2 separate regions of the Mus musculus genome follow, and region 1 is linked to region 2. Evidence: chromatin contacts called from ENCODE Hi-C or POLR2A ChIA-PET data. All regions are on one chromosome and are shown on one strand. The core of a region is the stretch at or near the end of the contact, and the rest is flanking DNA. Distances in the headings are between cores, read along the strand shown.

Region 1 (3,593 bases), core at 3-2,502, 52 kb after region 2:
TGAGCATGGTGTGTGTGCTTGTGCACATACACATAAATAATAAAAAAATTAAGATTAAAAAATGCATGTATGTACACATTCATGTAGTTGAGTGTGAGAATGACTGCACACCTTGTCTTCAGGAACGCCATCTATCTTTATGGAGACAGGGCCTCTCTCTAGGCTGAAGCTTACTTCTAGGTTAGACTCTAGGCAGCCTCCCTAGCAACGGGGTTACACGGGATGGCGTTCATGATCAGCAGGATTGAATTTAGGTCTTTGGTTGAAAGGCAAACATTATCAATTTTGGTATCTCCTTAGCTCTTACCCCAAAATATCTCCCATGACTCCATAGTCTCCTTTGCCGCCTGGCAACTTTGGAAGTCACACCTTCAAGAGAGTGAAGCTGTTCCCTGCCAGGGGCCACCCTCCCTGCACCAGGCTTTTGTGACTGGGACACGAATCTGTATCAGATTCATACCTTGAGAGTGGCAGTCTGTTTGTTACTTCAGCAGAACCTCACCTTGCTTGACCCCTACATCACCAGCCCTACATTTCCATAGAACAACATAGCCTCATGTGCTGGCAGGGAAGTCATCCTCTCCCAGGGAGCGCAGAGGTTTGGGGAGGCCAGGACCCCTGTGCCAAGATGTGTCTCAAGGCACCTGAGCAACTTGGGATCAGGTCAAAGGGATGTCTTTGGATGTAGCTAGCTGTTTACCTCTGGAGGCCACACGCTAGGCCTCATAGATCCAGTGTGTATGAAAAAAAAAAAAAAAAAAACAAGAAACAGAATCCACACCTCCTACAGTCCTCAGCCTTTTGCCACCTCTTTCAGTCTCCTTCAAATGCCAGGGAGGAGGTGGAGACTCAGGCAGCTGGAGGCCACACAATCTGGTTTCAGTCTCATTAAGTGTATTCAAAACAAAGGTCAGCTATTTGCATGCAAGCTCTCGGGTCAGACCTCATTCCTCAGTTTAATTTCGCCTTTCAAACGAATGAAAGAAACGTGGGGCAGTTTACTCTGAGCCAGTCGGCCAAGGGCCAGCTCCAGAGGTGGCAATGTAAGTATTTCCTGCTGGGCACAGAGCCAGCATGTCACAGAGGTCTCACGTGTACATCCACGTGTACCTGAATGGAAGCTGCTGGAAGCACAGGAAGTGCCTGGGCAGAGGAAGAAGGCTCCGAATGGACACGGTACCTCAGACCCGACTGGTTAAGCAATTCTAGACAAAACACTGAAAAATACTTCCTCGTTGAGAGAGTGCCCTTTCCTGGCAGGGTGCCTATGCAGTGGTGGAGGCTGGCATGGGGCCCTGTACCAAGAAGGGAGGGTGTGAGCAGCCGCTGCCTTGCCTTTGGTGTGGAGGGGACAGTCTGCAGAGGACCCAGGCCTTAGGCCTGGGTGAGAGAGCCTTGCCAGCCCCTGTCTGTGACACACACTTGGGATGAAATGTTCTGAAGCAGAGTGGTAGTTCGCCCTCATAATGCCAGCAGCCGAGAGGCTGAGGCTGAGGCAGGATTGGTGGGGTCTGAGGCCAGCCCTACATAGGGCTACATAGGGAGATGGAAGCCAACGGGGCTATAGCTTGAGACCTTGCCTTGAAATGAAAGAACAGAAGCGCAGGAACGAGGTGGAGAGTCTAAGAAATCATCCGTCAGTGGGTGGAGGAGGGTCACACTGAGGTCCAGGTGGGAGACCACAGTTTGTCCGTGCCCCAGGTTAATTCACAAAGCTGTGACAAACATATAATTCATGAACTTGGCTCTGGATCTTGTTTACAACAAAACTCTTTCCTCACTGAGGCACTGTCTTTGAACTCTCCCAGGGACGCTGAGCTAGGAGAGGAGGGAAGAAGGTCAGACTACTTGCTGGGGCGAGGCACAGAGGGAACCCTTTCTTCCACTTATGCTTCGTATTTATAGAATCTACTGCTCCAGAACAGGCATGCGCCTCCATGATTTTGCCTGCATGTCTTTATCGCACCGTGTATGTGGACACCACTGGCTGCTTCCCCGTACCACATCCAGTTCAGGACTTGGAGCCTGGGCTCTGTACACAGCTCTGGGCGCTGGGTCAGACCTTCAGTTTTCTTTCCACAATCTTCTTTTTGATATACTCTCCCTTCCCTAGGGAAGAGGACTCCTTATGATATCCCAGCTAATAGGAAGAAGCGCTGCTCTGAAAACATCATCACTGCTAGCAATCCAGCCACTAGTCTCTAACTACCTGTGCTACTGTGTATCATGCACAGGCACACACCGAATGCAAGGACCAAGTCTCACTAACCAGTTCTTAGAAAAACCAGGATGCGAAATGCAGCTACCCCATGAGTCAGCACAAAGACCACCTTCTGAGTGTCACTAGCATAAAGTCTTCCATGGGAAGGGTCTTTTCTCTCAGTTGACGCTTGGTCGCTTGGTCGGAGGGAGCAAAGGGCTAGTCCGCTTCTTTGGGCAAGTACATTGCTTGACTTGGTGGTTTCATGAATCTACCTCCTTCCAGGCTCCCCATTCACTGGGAGAGGATAGATACAAGTGGTTTTGTGTCCTAACCACAGGTGGGACCACGTCCTTGCTGTGCCCAATACTACCAGAAGCCATAGCATCTGAAACATCCAGGAATGGAGGAGGAGTGGCTTTGTACCCTTCTCCTGAAGGAGACACCAGCCATCATTAAGGATCAAATTGAGGAAATCAAAGTGACCTCCCTGACTTCTACCCTCCCCAAATCACTTGTCACTTGCCCCGAGGGCCCTCCCGTCCCTGCTGTTCTCCAACATCGGAAAAACAGCCCCTTTCCCTGAAGTATGTGAGGGTCCAGAAATACATCCTGTGGGTCTCTGCATGTGAGGAAGAGCCCATCACTGGGGGACCGTCCTAGCCGTAGTTAAGGTAGGCAGCAGGAACTGGCAGGCTTCTGCGCTGACTTCTCAGGAAACTCTCAATCTCGAGGCCAAGTGAATGTCTGGTGTCTGTAAATGCACACAGATACTAAGACCTCCTGGGCCAGGCAGCTGGGAAACCCTAGAGTGGTCTCACCCCGGGTCACAGGGAGGCAATAGATTGCTAATAGGAAGAAGGTTATCTTTAGCTAATGTCCATGATGGTGAGAATAGTGTCCCTAGTTCCAGGAGCTGCCCTGATGGGTGGACTTCTCCCTGTAGCCTAGAGAGAACCACAACAATTCTGAGAAGGCCTGGGAGGAGAAGGATGGAGATCAGAGAGGAATCAGCTGACATCTACACTCAGCCCTGGTGCCCAGCCATGCCTCTTGATTTCTTAGCAGCTGCTGGCTGGGCCCCGCCTCCTGGACACTTGTTAGACACTTGCTAGATACCAGATCAGCAGCTCTGCTACACAGATTTGCCTAGAAAGCCTGCATCATGAATTATTCATCAGTACATAATTAAGAATGGCCATGCGTCCGTGTGTGTGTGTGTGTGTGTGTGTGTGTGTGTGTGTGTGTGTGTGTTTAGCATGTTGCCCGTGTAGGGTTGGAGCCCAGAAAGTAATGTCTCTTGAATTCTGGGCACTGGTCCCTTCAAATCCTGTTCAGGACCCTGTATGCTGTGCTTGCTTGAATGCACAAGCAGGATAGGTGTGGTCTGTGT
Region 2 (3,981 bases), core at 530-3,029:
TAATTTCCCTTCCCAGCCCTTCTAATCCTGTAGTCTAAGGGCAAGCCTGAACTCCCTCCACCTTTGGTCGTTGGCCCCTGGCCCCACCTCCAACTCCAGCCTGGGACTTCATTTCCATCAGTCTGTATCTCTTGCAAGGCCTTGTCCACTGTGTGTCCATCCACTGGAGTCCCCTTAGGAGGTGCTGCTCCTTTCCATCCTTGAGGATTTAGTCAGTCTGTATTTTCTTAGAGAAGCCTTCCCCAGTTCAGGGTAGATCGTCTTTTCTACAGAGTGGAATTTCTTAAGCTTAGATGTGCCACTAAATCTGAATTCCTATATGTGCACCATCTTTCTCTCCAAGACATGAATTCCTCAAAATAGAGACTGTCCCGTATCTCCAGGATGGGGACAGGCTACTGTTGGTGTTGAGTGAAATGGAGGACGGATCTGGGCCCTAACTGGGGAGTCCTCCATGGTGCTCTGAGGGTGGGGCCGACAGTCTAGATTCTTGTAGCCAATGGCTCCACCAGTGCCCCAGCCATGCCCCTGTGTCTCTGCCTGGTGCCATTTCAGGGCAAAAGAAGTTTTGAGTCCTTTCTTTCTAATCAAGCTGTCAGTACAGAGCCCCGACAGCAGACATTGATTTTTCTATGAGTGGAGACTTTTCTCATGTTCCTCATCATGACGGCCAGTTCCTCCTTCTAGATCTTAATCTCTTCTGCCACTAAAGGCCTCTATTTGCTTCAGTTCCACTGGGACCTGATCTACAATCAGCATCAGTGTTTTACTCTGGGTCTTAGACTGGAAAGAAGCCACAGCTAAGACCGTGTGAGTTGACCTTGCATCTGGTTTTCTTGGTCTTTTCATTTTTCCCATTCAGTTATTCTGAGGTCCCAGGCTCCTCTGGGAAACACCCAGCACCCTTACAGTAGCCCCAGTGGCCTAGGCCTCTAGCACTGCAAAGGAAGGAAGCTCTCAGCTTAACCCTGCAGATGCCCACCCCTCCCAACCCCGGTAGAGTGAGCAAGTTAAATTCTGAGCTTTCTCCTGTAAACTGCCAGGATTTACTATTTAAAACCTTATCATTCAGGCGTGGAACAGTAGCTCAGTGGGTAAAAGCACTGCTGTGCAAACATGAGGACCTGAGTGTGAGTCCCCAGCGACCATACAAAAATCAACAGGATGTTACAGCTTGAGGGTCTGTAATTCTAGCGTTCTTGAAGGAAGATGGGCAGGAGTAATCGTGAAGGCCAGATAGCCTGGTGTATGCTGCGGAAAAACAACAACCAGACCCCATCTCAAGGTAGGTGATGGCTGGTGTTTGAGCTTGTCTCTGACCTTGGCACATGCACTATGGCATGCGCGCATACACGTTTACACACATAAATGTGCACATACACCCATTAGTAACTCAGCTTCAGTCATATTTCCCTTTGTCTTCTATCAGGGAGGGATGAGAAGGGCGGTCGTCAATCTTACCTAACAGGGACTAATGTTAGAACACCCCTCTCCTAACAACAGATGTGCTGTCTCTTCCTGGCTGAGGAGCCTGCGGCTGCTGGGCTCGGATCTGACTGCATCAGAGGAGAGACAGCAGCGGTGTGCACAGTACTGGCCTCCTGGAAGGAGCAGTACTTGCCCATGAAGACGACATCCTAACAAGTACCCTCAACTCTATTCACACCCACCCAGGCTTCCATGTCTCTCAGCAGAGAGAAGAAGCTGAAGCTCTCTCTGAAGAGAGCAGCCTCACGAATTCCTCTGGGATTTGGTGACTCACTCCTTTCCCAAGGCCAGACCATGGGCTCAGGAAAGGCTTCAGTCTTTCAGTCCCTGCCACAATCATTGTCATCTATATGTGTCTGACATATTATAAAGAAATTGGGGACTGGCAAGACTGCAGGATTCTTGTCTAAGTCGAAGGCCCTGAGACCCAGGAGAGCTTCAGGTGTAAACTCCACTCTGAAAGCTAGCAGCCTGGAAACCCAAGAGGAGCTGGTGTTTCCACTCAGTTGAAGGCACACACACACACACACACACACACACACACACACACACACCTACCCAGAGTCCCAGTTTAAGAGCTTTGTAGGAGCTCCCCTTAGTCAAGGTGGGGCCAGCTTAGTGTTCCACTTAGCCCTCGTATGTCTGGTCTGAGGGAACACTGGGACCAGCTACCTGCTTTCCTCTGATTACTGATTACAGATTCAACGTTAATCTCCTCCCCAGACACTGCCGCAGACATCCGCAGAATGATGTTGGGCCAAATATCTGGGAGGCCCATCAAGTTGACATATACAATTAACCATCATACCATCTCTGACAACTGGCACAATTATATTGCCTTTGGTTGGATTTTTATTTGAATCTGTACTCTGGGTAAGAAGGGTCCAGGTGAGGGGAGGGTTGAGGGGAGAGATGCACAATAAGAATCTTAAGCAGGAGCCGGGCATGGTGGCGCACATCTTTAATCCCAGCACTCGGGAGGCAGAGGCAGGCGGATTTCTGAGTTTGAGGCCAGCCTGGTCTACAGAGTGAGTTCCAGGACAGCCAAGGCTACAGAGAAACCCTGTCTTGAAAAACCAAAAAAAAAAAAAAAAAAAAAAAAAGAATCTTAAGCAGGGCTGGAGAATTCCTTCCACGAGGATGCAACTTTTCCTTTGACTCTCCCTCCTAATAAATCCTGCCCACGCCCCACACCCACCCCCAATCCTTGGACACACCAAGTATGACTTCCCCCACTCCCTGGCAAAAGAGAGAAAGAATGCAGTTCCCTGGCACATCTCATCTGTTCCCACACCTTGGCATATGCTCTGCCTAGTTTGCTTCCTAACTGCTAAAACTACAAGGGGCAGGCAGTGCCTTCCATTCCAGATCCCTAGGGTAGCTCAGGGGGCCAGCCTTCCCACGCTGCAGCTCGAAGCATTACTACAACATCAAAAATGTTCCACTGGCGGTTTCAAGATTCCTAAAAAATAGATTCAAAACATCTTTAATACTCTCTGAAGAAGCGATACATCACAGGAAAAGCTGTAACCTTTAGTATTGCTGATATTATCCAGGCCGTGGGCTGGCTTGGACGGCAACCACAGCCAGTTCTTATTCCTGGTGGCTGTGGCTGCAGCCCCAGGTCTAGGACCCTTCCACCCACTATTGGAGGAAGCAGCCGCCTGTCTGAGTATTTGCCTAAAGTGCTTTTGCGGAATCTGAAAGGAGTCATAGAACTCAAAGGCAATGCTTTTCAAGACACAGCCTTCTATTAACACGATATCCCTGAAAATAATATCTCCTGTCTCCAGCACTAACGTGCCGTGTACGGAATGCATTTCCTGCTTTCTCCCCTCAACATGGAGCTGTGAGCAAAGGCTTGCGACTGAGCCTCTGCACTGCAAAAGCCAGCCAGGCACAGGCAGAGCTCAGTGCATTACACATGAGCATGGTGATGACCAAACACTATCAAGCACCGGGGTATAGGAGTGTGTAGAGACCTGCAGGGACTCCCTCGGGGTCTGTGAAAGGTGCCACACCTGTCTAGAGGAGCATGAAAAGGCAGGAAACGAGACACTTGGACTTGCTGTATTCTTTACCCTCATTTCTTTCTGAAGGTTAGCATTATGGGTAGGTAATTAACGCAAGCAGGGAGGAGGGGACAAAAGGCTGGAAGTAGAGCTCTGAGATGCTCCCATTATCTCTGACAAGTAGATGCTGTTTCTCTGTCTGCAGGATATTCCCATTTCTCCAACTTACAGTTTAAACCTGGATGGGCAAATAGCCTGAGATATGGCCTCTGCTCTAATAGAGAGAAAGCCCAGGCACAGGCAGCAGGAACATAATGTAGGCTCCCCCTTAGCTTTGGAAACCAGATGTTTCCAGGTGATCTCCTTGCCTCTTGTCCAGCTCTGAGCAGGCCCTGCCGTGAGCTACCAGAGGCAGTGATACGGTGGAAACCTCAAAGCCACAGTTCACGTGCTCTGTGTCCTTGGTGGATTGGTAGATGTC

The links. Hi-C counts contacts between places; a loop is a spot of excess contacts on that map. ChIA-PET counts read pairs that join two places held with the same protein, here RNA polymerase II (POLR2A).
Region 1: a map of left cerebral cortex shows a loop between it and region 2 (2.1-fold over the local background). The contact joins two enhancer-like sites. A Hi-C loop is called at or near these places in 1 of 37 maps with a recorded cell type or tissue (left cerebral cortex). POLR2A ChIA-PET finds 5 or more read pairs at or near these places in 1 of 5 experiments (Patski).

The regions. Positions count from the first base shown.
Region 1 is chr12:5,212,702-5,216,294 of GRCm38, forward strand. The region is part of intron 2 of Klhl29 (kelch-like 29); the gene reads right to left. Among named protein-coding and RNA genes, the nearest start is that of Gm51980, 68 kb to the right of the region's middle. Within about 2 kb of position 1,253, at least 3 of the 3 ENCODE cell types and tissues checked have a DNase peak (open chromatin) inside an H3K27ac peak, as active enhancers do; they include left cerebral cortex, where a contact is called at or near this core.
Region 2 is chr12:5,160,068-5,164,048 of GRCm38, forward strand. The region is part of intron 3 of Klhl29 (kelch-like 29); the gene reads right to left. Among named protein-coding and RNA genes, the nearest start is that of Gm51980, 120 kb to the right of the region's middle. Within about 2 kb of position 1,780, at least 1 of the 3 ENCODE cell types and tissues checked has a DNase peak (open chromatin) inside an H3K27ac peak, as active enhancers do; it is left cerebral cortex, where a contact is called at or near this core.